Linked DNA regions of Mus musculus: region 1 is linked to region 2. A link is a loop called in an ENCODE intact Hi-C map of the cell type or tissue named here. Cell type or tissue: heart. All regions are shown on one strand. Links, peaks and the distances in the headings refer to the core of each region. The heading gives the core; the rest is flanking DNA. Region 1 overlaps Gm35465 (a long non-coding RNA gene). Region 2 overlaps Pop5 (processing of precursor 5, ribonuclease P/MRP family (S. cerevisiae)).

The links. Hi-C counts contacts between places; a loop is a spot of excess contacts. Peaks named below come from ENCODE experiments on the same cell type or tissue, not always from the same donor. Only the 100,000 strongest peaks of a DNase experiment are listed, where the experiment ranks them.
Region 1: a loop joins it to region 2, with 5 times the contacts of the local background. A loop is called at or near these places in 6 of 42 quality-filtered maps.

What each region holds. Positions count from the first base shown.
Region 1 is chr5:115,160,003-115,162,908 of GRCm38, forward strand. Gm35465 (a long non-coding RNA gene) reads left to right here. Exons shown (of 2, transcript XR_387598.3): 1 at 1-851. Among named protein-coding and RNA genes, the nearest start is that of Gm35465, 2.0 kb to the left of the region's middle. In heart, for the core only: no CTCF peak of the experiment used is centred there; DNase peaks (open chromatin) are centred at 1,249 and 1,569; H3K4me3 peaks cover 303 bases; H3K27ac peaks cover 325 bases.
Region 2 is chr5:115,236,211-115,239,116 of GRCm38, forward strand. Pop5 (processing of precursor 5, ribonuclease P/MRP family (S. cerevisiae)) reads left to right here. Exons shown (of 6, transcript NM_026398.4): 2 at 1,614-1,859; 3 at 1,925-2,067. The coding sequence starts at 1,840. Among named protein-coding and RNA genes, the nearest start is that of Pop5, 1.8 kb to the left of the region's middle. In heart, for the core only: a CTCF peak has its summit at 1,744; a DNase peak (open chromatin) is centred at 1,781; H3K4me3 peaks cover 1,491 bases; H3K27ac peaks cover 1,166 bases.

The DNA of each region.
Region 1 (2,906 bases), core at 183-2,682, 76 kb before region 2:
TAGCTAAAACAGCAGGCTGGTGCTACCTTGCCCAGCGAAAACAATATGCTTGTTATGGAAAAATGCAGGTAACACGGAAGAGAACTTGGAAAAAAAAAAAGAAGAAGAAGCCATCCAAAAGCCAAGCTTAGGACTGTAGCCAAGACAGGGCCCTGACAGCAGGTTCTCCACAGCCATCCGTTCCCACACACTTGAATCTCATATCCACCTCAGAAAGCTAAAAAACAGGAAATGTTCCCCCCGTTTTATGGATGAGAAACTTAAAAAGTTGAAGATGGTGAAGTAACCTGTATAGAACCACACAACAGTATTCAGCTTCCAGCCCACGTATGCTGTGAGGCTGGCTACCTGTGAGTGAGGCCATATTTGATGCAAATGAACGGTGTCTCTTATGTTACCCGGGTAAAGGAATTCACCTCTCTGTGCCTCAGTTTCCCCCTCTCTGATACAAAATATTTGTACATATGTCCTAAGACTGTGTGACATAAAAGAGATAAATTTTAAGGGAAGAGAATTTTTAAAAAAAGCTTTTGGAAAAGTCATTTCTTTGTAAGCAGAAGGTAGGGGGGAGGCACATAGGTACACGCCACAGCTTGGCTGTAGAGGTCAGAGGACAACACTAGTTAATGAGTTTCATCATCACCTTGGGTCGTCAGGCTCAGCAGCAAGCGCTTGTACACCCTAGGCTGTCTTACTGCCTCTTCTTTTTGTTTTAGTTTTAGATGAAGCCAGGCCAGATGAACTCAGGAAGTCTGTAGCTGAGGACGGCAGTCAGTCCCTGTGCCTGCTGGGCTACCGTGCCAGCCCAAGAGCATTCTGGGACTGCGGAGCACATGACTAAATGTCAATAAGTAAGTCTTAAGTGTTTGGGGGGTCACCGAGACTTGGATTCAAAGGCTGATTCTACTTTTTAGAGCTATGTGGAACTTGGGGAGCCCTTTCTCCCCTCGGAGCCCACAGCTTCCTCATCTGATAGATGTAATTAGAATACCCACATGTAGGACTCTCAGAATCCCTTAGCAGAGGGCCTGGCTCATAGATGGTGTTTAGTACACAGTAGCTATTAATCATACAAGAAGAAGTAATTATAACATGTCATGCTGGCAATCTAATAGTAGTGAACACCCCAGGCTAACGAGTTAGGGAAAAACCCTTCTACCCCAGGGAGGGAAAAGCCAACAGGAACCTGAGTTCAAAAGTGGAAAAGCAGAAAGCAGCTGTTCCTGAGTCCCCAGAGGCAACTTCACCTTGACCCACAAACCCGAAAAGAGGCGTGTCTTCCGGTCGAGATAAGAATCCCAAGAACAAAGCATGCTATTAATTAAGCACAGTCTATTTTAAGTTAGTGGCATAATTTCCCGCCGAAGGAATAAGGAATGGCTCACAATAAAAGCTCAAGAAGGAAAACACAGAAGGCTGGGGGGGGGGGCGGCTTTGCCTCCTGCCTGGAGCCCTCTGATGCAGAGGTGGGTGGTCTGCTCCGCTCCCAAAGCCAAGTTTCTTCACCTAGGTTCTCTTCGAGCCAGAGGGATCAGAGCCACCCAGAGAGGCTGAGGACCTGCCCATGGCACCTCAGCTTCCAGTCAGTGGGAAACTACCTGGGTCTTCAGCAGCAGCAGAAAGGAGGCTGGGCTGGCCGGCCTCTGCTGCCCTGCAGAGGATAGAACTCACAGAAGAGGCTGATAGGCCAGTGTGACTAGGGATGGGAACTTGGGCAAGTGGCTTCCCACCATGCCTGGTTTTCCTCTTCTGAGAAGTTAATTATCTCTAAGCTCACCACAGACTTCTGATAACCGATTTTAACTGTGTTAACTGATAAGAATGCATTGGATTTTTTTTTTTTTTTTTTTTTTTAAAGAAAGGATCCTAATTCCAGCACTTGGGAGGCAGAGGCAGATGAATTTCTGAGTTCGAGGCCAGCCTGGTCTACAGAGTGAGTTCCAGGACAGCCAGGACTACACAGAGAAACCCTGTCTCGAAAAACAACAACAACAACAAAAAAAAAAAAAAAAAAAAGAAAGAAAGAAAGAAAGAAAGAAAGAAAAAAAGAAAGGGTCCCATGTATCCCAGGCTGAGCTCAACTTGTTCTGCAGTTGAGGGTGACTTTGAACTCCTGCCTTTCACCTCTGGAGTGCTGGAACTGCAGACACACTCCACCACTGTCAGTTTCCAGAGTGCTGGGGATAGAACCCAGGGCTTTGTGAGTGTGAAGAAAACACCTCAACCTACCTAGCTGGGTCTGTGCACCCAGCACAGAGGGCAAGCTTGCTTGCTTTTTTTTTTTTTTTTTTTGTACTTGGGGGCAGGGTCTTGCCTGTAGCCCAGGCTGGCCTGGAACCTGTGACCTCCTGTCTCACAGCCTCCTATATGCTGAGATCAGAGGAGTTTGCTGTCACCTGTCCCTGTACCACAGGACACTCCCGTTAGGAGAGCTTAAAGCTGTGGTGTGGGCTTCAGTCCTTCTAAGACAAGAGGGAGACCTTTAAGCCTAGCTCAAAGAAAATCTCAGGCAGAGAGAACTGTATGTGTAAAGGTTTTGAGCCACACTCTCTAAGCACCATGCACGGGCTCGCTCTTTCTTTTCTTTTCTTTTCTTTTCTTTTCTTTTCTTTTCTTTTTTTCTTTTTGAGGGTATCACTATAAAGCCTTGGCTGGCTTTGAACTCACAGAGATCTGCCTGCCTCTGCCTCCCTAATGGCCCTTCCTTCCTTCCTTCCTTCCTTCCTTCCTTCCTTCCTTCTATCTGTATGCATAACTGTAGGTACATCATGTTTGCCTGGTGCCTTCAGAAGTCAGAAGAGGGTGTTGGATCCCCTGCAACCGGGGTTACAGACGGTTATGAGCCCTTATGTGGGTGCCAGATAACCCAAGCCCTGGCCCTGTACCCAGGGCCTGTACAAGAGCAG
Region 2 (2,906 bases), core at 202-2,701:
TGAAATATAAGTCTTGCTTTACGTTACCACACCTGGCCAGGCGAGGCCATGACAGCTGTACACATAACGGAGGTCCTGAGAACCAACTTCCCAAAGTCGTCCTCTGATCGCCACCTCCGGCCGTGGCAAATACGCACCTCCACATTTCTACAACAAATAAATAAATCTAATTTTCAAAAATGACCCTGCTACAAAGCCAGGCACCAAGAAACCCAGGATAACAAGAAAATCTGTAGACAATGTGTATTAAGGCAATGCTGACCGACTTAGTGGTGCACTTAAAACATGCAATACCGAGCACGTGAGGAATGTCTGTAGCAGCACCGGCGACAGGAAAATAGAGTCAAGCAGCGGACTTACAGGCATGTTGCATGCTTAAAACATATATGTCCAGGCCAAGGCCTGGCAAAACCTATCTCTCCAGAAATGGGGATGATGGCTCCTTCCCACTAAAGGTTTTGGCAAGGGCCTGGGAATTTGGGGAGCACTGAACCTTATCTACATCTTAATAGGGTGGCAGTCACACAAATCCACCTCACTGAGTCACACCATTAAGAATATGCACTTAGGGCTGGTGAGATGGCTCAGTAGGTAGGAGCACCTGACTGCTCTTCTGAAGGTCCGGAGTTCAAATCCCAGCAACCACATGGTGGCTCACAACCATCCGTAATGAGATCTGACTCCATCTTCTGGATTGTCTGAAGACAGCTACACTTACATATAATAATAAATAAATCTTTAAAAAAATATGGACTTAGGGGCTGGAGTGAAGGCTCTTCTGAAGGTCCTGGGTTCAAATCCCACGTGGTGGCTCACAACCATCTGTAATGAGATCTGATGTTCTCTTCTGGTGTGTCTGAAGAAAGCTATAGTGTACTTAGATATAATAATAAATTTTAAAAAAGAATATGCACTTAACATGCAAGATAAATGAAGTGTAGCACACCCCTGTAGTCCTAGTCCTTAGGAGGCTGAGGCAGGATTGCTTTGGGCTCCAAGCTAGCCTTAGGTAGATAGAGTGGGACCCTGTTTTTTTTTTTTTTTTTTTTTTTTGTTTGTTTGTTTTTTAAATGCTGGGCAGTGGTGGCGCAGGCCTTTAATCCCAGCACTCGGGAGGCAGAAGCAGGCGGATTTCTGAGTTCAAGGCCAGCCTGGTCTACAGAGTGAGTTCCAGGACAGCCCGGGCTACAGAAAGAAACGCTGTATCAAAAACCCAACAACAACAATAATAATTTATCATTTATTAATCACACAAAGGTATTCAAGGGAATGGGCTAGAAAAACGCATTAAAAACCTTAACCCTCTGTTCTTCATTTTAAAACATAATCCTCTATTCTTAACAGAAAACAGAGGGCTGGGTGTGGTGGGACGCGTTGGTAATGCCAGCGCTTCGTAGGAAAAGGCAGGGGATCAGAAGTTCGGGGTCGTCTTGGCTACACAGTCAGTCTGGGGTTAGCTTGAGGAAAAAAAGAAACCAGGAAGAGAGGGAGGGAGGATACTATATTGTTTTTGGAAACCACTTGAAAAGAACTCCCCTCCACAAAACTGTCGAAATCCCCTCAAAGAATTCGCGTATTTGGCTGTATGGGAAAACCTGTGCTCTGACTTTTAGGTCCCAGATCGTGCGACACTCTCGGACTTTAAGTGCAGGGCTGACCTTAAACGTTCACTTGGGGGACTCTGAGCGCACAGAACTTGTGTGGAAAATCCCCAGCGCCGGCCGGAGGCGAACGCATGCGCTCTTACGCCCGCCGCGGGAGGCGGAGCGTGGAGATTGACAGGGCACGCTGCCTGTCCGAGCCTAGTGCCGCCTTCCTCCCGCATCCGGCGCGGACGCCATGGTGCGGTTCAAGCACAGGTAAGCAGCGCTGTCCCCGCGCCGTCCCCGCGACCCGGGCCGCGCTCACCCCGCTGTCGCCGCAGGTACCTTCTGTGCGAGCTGGTGTCCGAGGACGCGCGCTGCCGTTTGAGCCTGGACGACCGCGTGCTGGGCGGGCTGGTCCGCGACACGATCGCCCGGGTGCACGGGGCCTTCGGCGCCGCCGCCTGCTCCGTGGGCTTTGCAGGTACGAGGGCGCTGCGGATGCAGTGCGGGGCGCGCTTTGCCAGGGCGAGGCCCGGCCAGTGTGTCGCGTTTTGTACGATAGTGGAGGGTTCTAGAAAATCGGAGTGCGGCGGGTCGAAAACTGAACAGAAGGTGCCGATCGCGCAGTGGGACAAGGCAAAAAGTTCAATACCCAGCCCCCGGTGTGTGTGCCGGGGTGGGTTGAGTTGGGGGATTCCGTTTACTGCCCGTTTTAGTGGAAGATGGGTGTTGAATTCACTAGGCTAAATGAAAGTAGCCATGTAGAATTCCTAAGAGCCATGATTTGACAGGTCACGTTAGCACGTTTTAAAATGTCAAATGTATCCCTCAAAGTTTAAACCCGGCTGCGAGCTCGAACAGACTAGACAGTAATTCTCATATGGAAACGCAGGATGGAAGCTTTGTTTTTCTCAGAATGTCGCTTCTTAGTTTAGCTCCTAATTCCGCAAGCACACTTGAACTATGCAGAATCAAACATACATAAAACCACAAAGTTTTCTTGCTTTCGCTGAGCTCTACAGGAAAACAGGCGTTTCCCCGGCAAGGATTTTTTTTCCCCCTGCAGCGTTAATGTTAATTACGGTGGAGCTGGGCTCTCTCTCCATTCATTGACCTGAGTGGTCAGCGACTTCTTGAGGGCGGAAGGTTTCCCTTAACGTTTCCTTTCAAGCTGGGTGCTGCGGCCCATGCTTTTATCCTAGCAGTCCCCAGGGAGCAAAGGCAGGTTCCAGGCCAGCCAGGAAGTCCTAACTGGACTGTCTAAAAGCAGACAAAAACAAAACAAAAAAGCCACTTTCAAGAATGTTAGGTGGAGATGGA